Regions from separate parts of the Homo sapiens genome. Here region 2 is linked to region 1. A link is a contact called in ENCODE Hi-C or POLR2A ChIA-PET data. All regions are on one chromosome and are shown on one strand. Each heading gives the region's core, a stretch centred on a gene start or an enhancer-like site at or near the end of the contact. The rest is flanking DNA. Distances are from core to core; before and after follow the strand shown.

Region 1 (4,116 bases), core at 979-3,478:
AAAAGCAAATTGCTAGATACTTGATTATATATTCATATCTGTGTATAATTTTGTATAAATAATGTCGCATGCCTCGTTTGGCAGACAACTGAGTTGGCTGACTATGCAATACACCTTAAAAACACATGAATTTCATTTAAAGGAGGTAAGATACACTCTATACATATTTTTGACCTAGAACTCTAGTCTCAAACATACCGACATCTGGCCTTCTTCCCCCAAAAATGACATCTTGCGACTTAGACTTTTAGAATTAGAGTCACATATTTTAGTTTAGTTATTTTCACAAGCAGATTTTCTACACATGCAATACATTATGTTAAAATGTTAATATTTGTTTAAAACTAAGAGTGAAAAATGGAGCTATAAAACACGTCTTAAGAATGCATTTAATCTATTGTCGAATTTGAAAAATGCTTTTTCCTCAAAGGGAAATTCTGTTCATTATCAAGACTATAAATATAATGAACTTTTATAATAAACTTTTATTTCTCTCGTTAAGCAATGGTCTTAGTAAATTAGTAAACTACCAGCTTTCAGGATCTTCACTTACACAGAAAATGAAAAAGCAGAGAATGAGGAAAATAAGGATAACCGAGCACCTGTTTCTCTCCACCTGAATTTCCAAAGGTGTGGCGGAGGCCATTCTGAATGACATTTGAGATCCCTTCCATGCTGAAGCGCTAAAGGCGGCAATATACGGCCCAGAAGAAAAGGACAGAGAAAGAAGTTCAAAGTCTATTAGTAAGAATGTACCATGATGACTTATGTGCCCAAGAGGCAAGCAGTTAGAAAATGCCACTACTCATCCAGATAAAGCACATAAACCCATGCTCTTTTTAAAATGCTGTTGCTTCCATTTCTTTGCAAGTTAAATGCAAAAGCAACTGTTTTTATGCTACTATATTCATGCAGGCATTTTTCTGATGTAGCTAATTGTTCCAATGTAAATGTTGTAAGTTGTACACATATTTGTTCTATACAAAATTTACTGTGTAATTTTTAAGATACTTTTTGATATTATTTACCTACATTTTATCAGAAGTCTGAAAACTTAAGATGAACAGTATGCGTATTTTCAGCCTAAGTTTGTATAATTCTACCATCAGTTTGGAGAACATTAACATAACATTTAGCAAATGAAAATGCTGTTACTTGGAGAGCTGATTATTGCTTCCCACTCACTCTTCGGGCCACCTGCCACTGCCTTGGTGCAGAAATGCGAACTAGAAGATGGCATACGCTTCCTGGAGAGCAGAGTGGATCCCATGTGCCAGCCAGGCCCCCAAAAACTTCTCCAAAGACTTTTCCACTCCGTTTCTAGGAAACAATTCTACTTTCTTTCTCCCAGCAACCTCCAAGACTTCCTAGAATTCTTTGTACTGAAAAGGGAGTATTTTTTTCCTAAACAACTTATCTTGATTTGTAACCAGTCTACAATGTCATCAAGCATAGTAAAAAGCGTCTGGTGGCACCTCTATGGCGGCTGAGTCAAAGGAGTGAGATGGATTCTTACAGCATGACTAATTAAGGGGAAAGGCTTCGTGAAAAGGAAGTGAAGGCCTGACTCACTTGATGGTTCCTTCCCCTGGAATTTTATAGAGGAAATTTAAATCAGTAAACACATTTGAGGAGTCAACATAAAGAATATTTTACCAGGCCCCAAGGGGCAGAAGAAAGGAAACCAAGGGAATGGTCATCAAGAAATACATATAGTTTCATCCAGTGGTTCTCAAAGTGTAGTCCAGGGACCCCCTCCCACCCAACTCCTGCCAAGAGGTCCCTGAAATCCTCTCAGGAGTTCAGGAGTTCAAAAATGTTTTCTTAATACTACTAAAATATAAGTTGTCTTTTTTACTCTCATTCTCTCATGACTTACAGTGAAATATTCCAAATGACAGACTGAATGCAGAAGCACATTTGTGAATCTAGCTGTCTTTAATCAAGCCAGATGTTAATGAGATTGACAAAAATGCACAGCAATGATATTTTTTCATGATTTTGTAAAATATTATTTTTCATAAATATATGCTCTTTATAATGAATTTATTTTTGGTATTTTTCATGAATTTATATTTTTAATTTTATCACTTTTAATTTGTAACATGGCTAATATTAAGTTTCTTGGGGTCCTTGATAAATTTTAAGAGCGTAAAGAAGTCTTGATAACAAAAAGCTAAGAAATGCCAACAGGCTGAATCACTGAGGGAGCTATGTGCTTCTGTATCAGTCATGTAACTCTATGGAGTTACTGAAAATCTGAGTTCCAAATTTTACTACCTTACAGGAGACTGTACAAATATGCCTCTCCTCCTAAACCATCCAACTTCCCTACCTAGCCTTTCCCAGATTTGCAAGCCAGTTTTGCTTCAGCAAGAATCAAATGTCTAGTCAAGATACTTTGCTGACTACTCTTCACTTCACTGAAAGCATAACTATTAGCTTTGATGGAGGAGGCTAGTTATAAAACAAAAACCTACAGAAAACTATTTCTGTAAATTTTTCCAATGCTATCATAATTCATTCATATTTTTTAAGCAGATTATCAAATGAGATAACATCTTAGGCTTCAGAGTATATAATAACAATTATGAGAAACTATTCTCAAATAACCAAGTCAGTTTATTTTTTAAATTATTTTCATAAAATATATTTTCTTTCAAATGTGACAAAGAGAAGAGTACTTGTTTTTAAGTACTTAGTCTATATTACCTGGCTCCATTATCTATGAGCATGTTTAAGCTAGATACAAATTCATAAAATCTAAAGCTAGATAAAAAGTTTCAGAATCCACCTATCAGGAAACTAAGACACACTTTCTATTTGGAAAGCACATTCCAAAAACACTAGCTTTGTTTTCGCAATCAGAAAGCCAATTCCTGTCACTAGAAAAAACAAAAGTTGATGCAGTTTCAATTTCGTAACATGCAGATGTAATTTAGGTTTTCTTTATTAAATGTGTGGTTGCAGACATTACTGAGCCATCTCAACTACTGACAGCCTGACTACTTGTGAAAGATGGCTTTTGTGCCACCAGAATTTTAGGCTTAGGGGAAATTAGTGAAAATGCAACCCCATGGGAAGCCAAGGTAACCTGGAAAAACAAAACTAACAGCTGATGCCAGTGAAAGAAGGTAAAGTAAGGAATGCAGCAGAACCTCTGTCCTTGCTGCTGATGGCTGCTGAGTCAGTGGCTGCAGCTGACAAGACCCTACTGTCCCCAGCTCTTTCACTGGCAATGAACCAGGGAAGCAATGTGCAGCATGTACAGTTCAATCGCCTCTTGATCCATTGGAAAATTACAGAACAAGGAAATCAGAAGGTTCTACAGGAAAAAAAAGAAAAAAAAAAAAAACTAAAATCTACGTCTGAGAACGTGCTCCTATCAAACGCTTCAGTTGCAATCAACTCCTACCTCCCCAGAAGTCAGGCAGCATCAATATTCTCCCTCCACTGCATTTCCAAACTCTCCCTCTCTACTAGCTCCTTCCTGACAGCATCCCGAAATTCTCAAACCCTCAACCTCTTTCCTTTCCCAAGGTTTTCCTGAAACAGCTCTTCCCAACATCATTTATTTGATCTGGAAGACCACGGCCACTTTTCAGATCTCTGAGACATCCAGGAATCCCTCCTCCCTGAACCGCTTCCTTGGATTCAGAGACACCACACTCTCCCAGATTTCCCTCACCCCAACCCTCCTGCTCTCTAGTTGCTTCTTCTAAGAGGGGCCACTTTCTTCACTCATCCCTTAAATGCCAGTGTTCCCTAGGATCTTGTGCCTCTTTCTTGACTCACCTCTCAGATGCTGCTGTGCCTCTGGATTCTGTCCCTATTTAATTATCATGCACCCCCTCTGGGTATTACCAATCAATAGCTTCATCTTCTGCTTCCATAAATTGATAGCTCCACTTTACTAAGATCAGTAAAGTGCTAAGAACAGAGACTGGCACATGGCAAAGCTCAGTACATGTTAGCTATCTTTACTGTAATTTCCCTGAGCTTCACTCTGCATGTTTAATGGCCAATTGGACATCTGTACCTATTGTATGTTTAATGGCCTATTGACAAGCCTATGTTCCTGTCTATATTTAATATCAATATTTCTAAAACTCATAT
Region 2 (4,076 bases), core at 348-2,847, 140 kb after region 1:
ACTATAATAAAGAAATCAGATAAGCTGTGAAACATACCATTTGTAATAATCTTCAAACTTTTACACATTAACTCATCGGATACATTTAGCAAATAGATTCATGGAATTATGTGATATTAATATAATCATTAGAAACTAGTTGCCATCTCTTTATCCAGGGAATCTGAGCTAGTCAATCAACAAATAATAAATAAGAGAGGCAACTTCTGTGATGGTCGTAATCTGAGAAACCTCAAAAGGTCTCCCTCTCACTGTCTTAAAATGTATCTCCCTGTGGTTTGCAGAAGACAGTGAAAATCCTGGCCCTCAAACACACATAGCATTTTGCAAGATGTTGGTGGTGATGATGATGATGGTGGCGGTGGTGGTGGCGATGTTATAATGATTAACCATCACCCCAACAACAACAACAATAATAATAGGACAGGTGTGGTGGCTCATACCTGTGAATCCAACACTTTGGGTGGCTGAGGCAGGAGAATTGCCTGAGGCCAGGAGTTTGAGACCAGCCCAGGCAACATAGTGAGACCTTGTCCCTACTAAAAATTAAAAAATTAGCCAGGCATGGCTGTGCTCGCCTGTAGTACCAGCTACTAAAGAGGCTGAGGCAGGAAGATAACTTGAGCCCAGGCATTCGAGGTTGCAATGAGCTATGATCATGCACTCCAGCCTGGGTGACACAGCAAGACCCTATCTCAATTAAATAATAATAATAATAATAATAACTGCTAACACTTCCAGAGCTATTCTTATGTGCCACCCACTGTTCAAGCCCTTTTCATATATCAATTCATTTAACCCTAACAGCAAACATATGAGGTGGGCTTTTACCATCACCATTATACAGATGAAAAAAACGAAGGCACTGATAAGTTGTGTAAGTTGTCCGAAGCCACACAGCTAGTAAGGGATGGAGCTCAGCTTCAAATCCAAGAGGTCTACTTCCAAAGTCATACTCTTAACCTGCCAGGCAACAATTACACATGGTCCTGGTTTTTCTGTGACAGCACCAAATTAGTCTTTGCCATCCCTGAAAACATAATTATCAAGCCAAGTGAAATTTCTTTAAAAAAAAAAATGTACCTCCTTGCAGGTAGAGACACCGTAGTAATAACAGTGGAGAGGCGTGGAGGCAAGGAACTCACAGGGGAAGTTTTGTCAGGAGAAGAGGGCTTTTATTTCTGTCATTCTTGGATAATCTCCTTTTTGGGTGGATGGGGAAAAGCTGACTAGGGGGAGTTAGGTGGTGCGAGTGGAGGGAACACTGAGGAGCCTCCATCATGAAACCCTCTGTGTAGCCAGTCTCCAAAACCTTTCCTTTATCTTCACTGGAAGGTTAACTCAGCAGCTTGTCGCAGAAAGAATCATGCTTCCTTATGACTCAAACTACTTCAGCAAATCACTTTCCCTGATAAGGGTCTCTACATTGACAAGACTCTAGTAAACATTTCTCAAATTCTTTCCTTCAGTTCGAGAAAGGCTAAACTTCTGTGTGGACGTGTGGTAAAATTCATAAAAACTGCCCTTCAGGCTATAGTGAGAAGGCATTCTGTTTCTACATTCTTTCTTCTCTTATTCAAAAAGAAAAAAATATACCTATGCCCTCGGGGGAACCTTACATCTAGTTTCCAAGGGATCAGGTCACTGGCACCTTAATGCTATGTGAATTCCCTTCACCAGGCTTCTTTTTGTTCCAGACAGAGAAAACATGCTTTGGACATAAAGGTGCAAGTTAACTTGCCCAGACTGGCCGTGTTTATACACCATAGTGAGTAAATCTGCACTCCAAAAGGCAAAAAGAATTCAGGGGAAGAGAGATAACATTCAACAACAGCAGGAGCAAATATTTTTTGGGCCACCTCCATGTGCTATTCCCAATCCCATGTTCTTGGGAAGAAGAGTGAACAAAAACATTTCCATTTTCTCAATCTGGGGGCACATAATAAACAAATACAGTAAGAGGCCTGGTGGTGATAATGGGCTGTGAAAAATGTAAGTAGCAAAGTAGGATGCAGAGAGCAGTCAGGGTGATGATTTGCATTGCATGATTTAGTGAATGTTAAACAGAGAGATGAAGGAAGCCAGGAGGCAACCTATGTGGGTCCCTCAGGGAAGAGCATTCCAGGCAGAGGGAAAAGCAAATGAAACAGCCCTGAGTGGAACCATGCTTGGGAGGCCAGTGTGTCTGCAGCAAGCTGAAGGAGCAGGAAAGGGAAGCCCAAGGGTGCGCTTTGGACAAGCAGACACAGAGCGTGCCATCCTCACATGCCTCAATTTCCCCCAGACACCGCCTACCGCTCACTCACACACTAGGGGGCAGTTCTTGCCTCTGCTCTGGATGAAATCTGTCAGGCCAAGCTCAGAGGATTTTTTTTTTTAAAAAAGACCCTGTTCATATTCCACTCCCAAACAATCTTAATTCAGTCATTAACATGTATGTAATACTACGTGATCCTTAAAAACGTAAAGATGATATTCAAGCTTAAAGTCTCATCCTCCACATCCAGGCTTGCTTTCTGCAGTGGAAAGGGGGCATGATTGAATTTTCTTTCTCTGCCTTGCGCCTTTACCTCTCTTCCCCTTGGCCACCAACGGTAGTCTCTTCGTGTCCAGAGTTGAAGTGGGTACAGGGAGGAAAGGTGAGAGGCAGGGACAGGCCTCACTAGTTGGTACTGTTGTGAGCCAGCATCCAGGTTCCCTGAGCTTCACAGGGGTTTACAGCTGCTTCTTGTTCCCATAGGGCATGTCTATGGGTGCTGTGAAGATACCCTCCCCTACTGCGTTGGGGATTCCTCACCTGTAGTTCCCTGGATGTTTTGAAATAAATCCGTTCTGTCTGGGGGTTTACAGTTCCTCCCTCAGCCCTTGGGCAACTGGTAAGCTCTGTCTGGCTGCTTTCTGCCTAGGCTCCTCAGCCCTCCATGCACCTGACTCAGACCAGAGCTAAAACAACCCCAGGCTGACTCTGTCACACAGAGAGTTCTGATTGCCACAAGCTCTTCCCCTCTCCTGTAGAGGACTTAATCATGGGACAGACACCAAGTCCACGGAGGCAGACATCAGCCCCAGAGACACAACTACTCAGCCACTTCAAATTGGGTTACTGGGCATCCAAGCTCTCTTTTCAAAGGAGCTGATTGAGAACCAAGATCTCTGGCTGATGACCTCTCCATGCAAGAGGTTGCAGAAGCTGAGAGAGGGAGTCAGAGATCAGAGAGCAAAAACTTCTTAAAGACAAGTTATAGGCATTTTCCCTCCTCTTTCCCCTACCTAGATGCAGAAGAGGAGCAGGTGGCTCCCCTACCCCCACCCCCCTACACCCAGCCCACTTCAGGCAATAGTGAGAGGAGCTTCAAAGAGACCACTTTGGAACATGGAAGTGGTTGGCACCTATTGTCTTGAGGCCTCAACCAAAACTAAGACCAAAGGATCATCTTATTTTAACATCCCATTACACAGTCAATTACAATACACTCAAATGTTTACTTAGATGGGTGTGTTATGCCTGGTTACACTTAAAAATATGCCTGGTGCATCATTTTACCCTAAATAACGTTTGCGTGTGAGACAGAGTTGTGAGTGAGTTCAGGCTCAAATATGACGCTTGAAAAATCACTTAACCTTGTAACTAAGACCACTTTATTATAGAAGGTATGTACTTTACAGTGTGTGTTTTAACAATTGTCAGCCAAGTATCTCAAAAAGCCTGGGATATTGGCATCAAGGTAAAAACAAAGATAAAATCATCTTGTACAGTGGGAAAATTAGATGTTAAATGGAGTTCAGTGTTTGAGGTTTGGGATAGAATTCTGGTTCTGCTATATATTTATTCTGTAAGCTTGGGCAGGTTTTTTTGTTTGTTTGTTTGGGGTTTTTTTTTGTTTGTTTTTTGTTTTTGTTTTTTTTTTTTGGAGACTCACTCTGTCGCCAGGCTGGAGTGCAGTGGCACGATCTCGGCTCACTACAACTTCTGCCTTCCGGTGTTTGACTGATTCTCCTGCCTCAGCCTCAGGAGTAGCTGGGATTACAGGTGCACGCCACCATGCCTGGCTAATTTTTGTATTTTTAGTAGAGCT

Evidence for each region. A loop is a pair of places that touch in the nucleus more often than their neighbours do. ChIA-PET counts read pairs that join two places held with the same protein, here RNA polymerase II (POLR2A). Pooled maps may share reads with other maps.
Region 2: a pooled map shows a loop between it and region 1 (2.2-fold over the local background). The contact joins two enhancer-like sites. A Hi-C loop is called at or near these places in 1 of 50 pooled maps. POLR2A ChIA-PET finds 5 or more read pairs at or near these places in 4 of 52 experiments (CD4-positive, alpha-beta T cell, IMR-90, MCF 10A and 1 more).

What each region holds. Positions count from the first base shown.
Region 1 is chr2:36,560,183-36,564,298 of GRCh38, forward strand. All of the region lies in intron 5 of FEZ2 (fasciculation and elongation protein zeta 2), which reads right to left. Among named protein-coding and RNA genes, the nearest start is that of FEZ2, 36 kb to the right of the region's middle. RefSeq lists an enhancer at 896-2,095. Within about 2 kb of position 2,229, at least 15 of the 41 ENCODE cell types and tissues checked have a DNase peak (open chromatin) inside an H3K27ac peak, as active enhancers do; they include PC-9, where a contact is called at or near this core.
Region 2 is chr2:36,700,039-36,704,114 of GRCh38, forward strand. The region is part of intron 1 of VIT (vitrin); the gene reads left to right. All of the region lies in intron 2 of LOC124905990 (a long non-coding RNA gene), which reads right to left. Among named protein-coding and RNA genes, the nearest start is that of VIT, 5.4 kb to the left of the region's middle. Within about 2 kb of position 1,598, at least 2 of the 41 ENCODE cell types and tissues checked have a DNase peak (open chromatin) inside an H3K27ac peak, as active enhancers do; they include PC-9, where a contact is called at or near this core.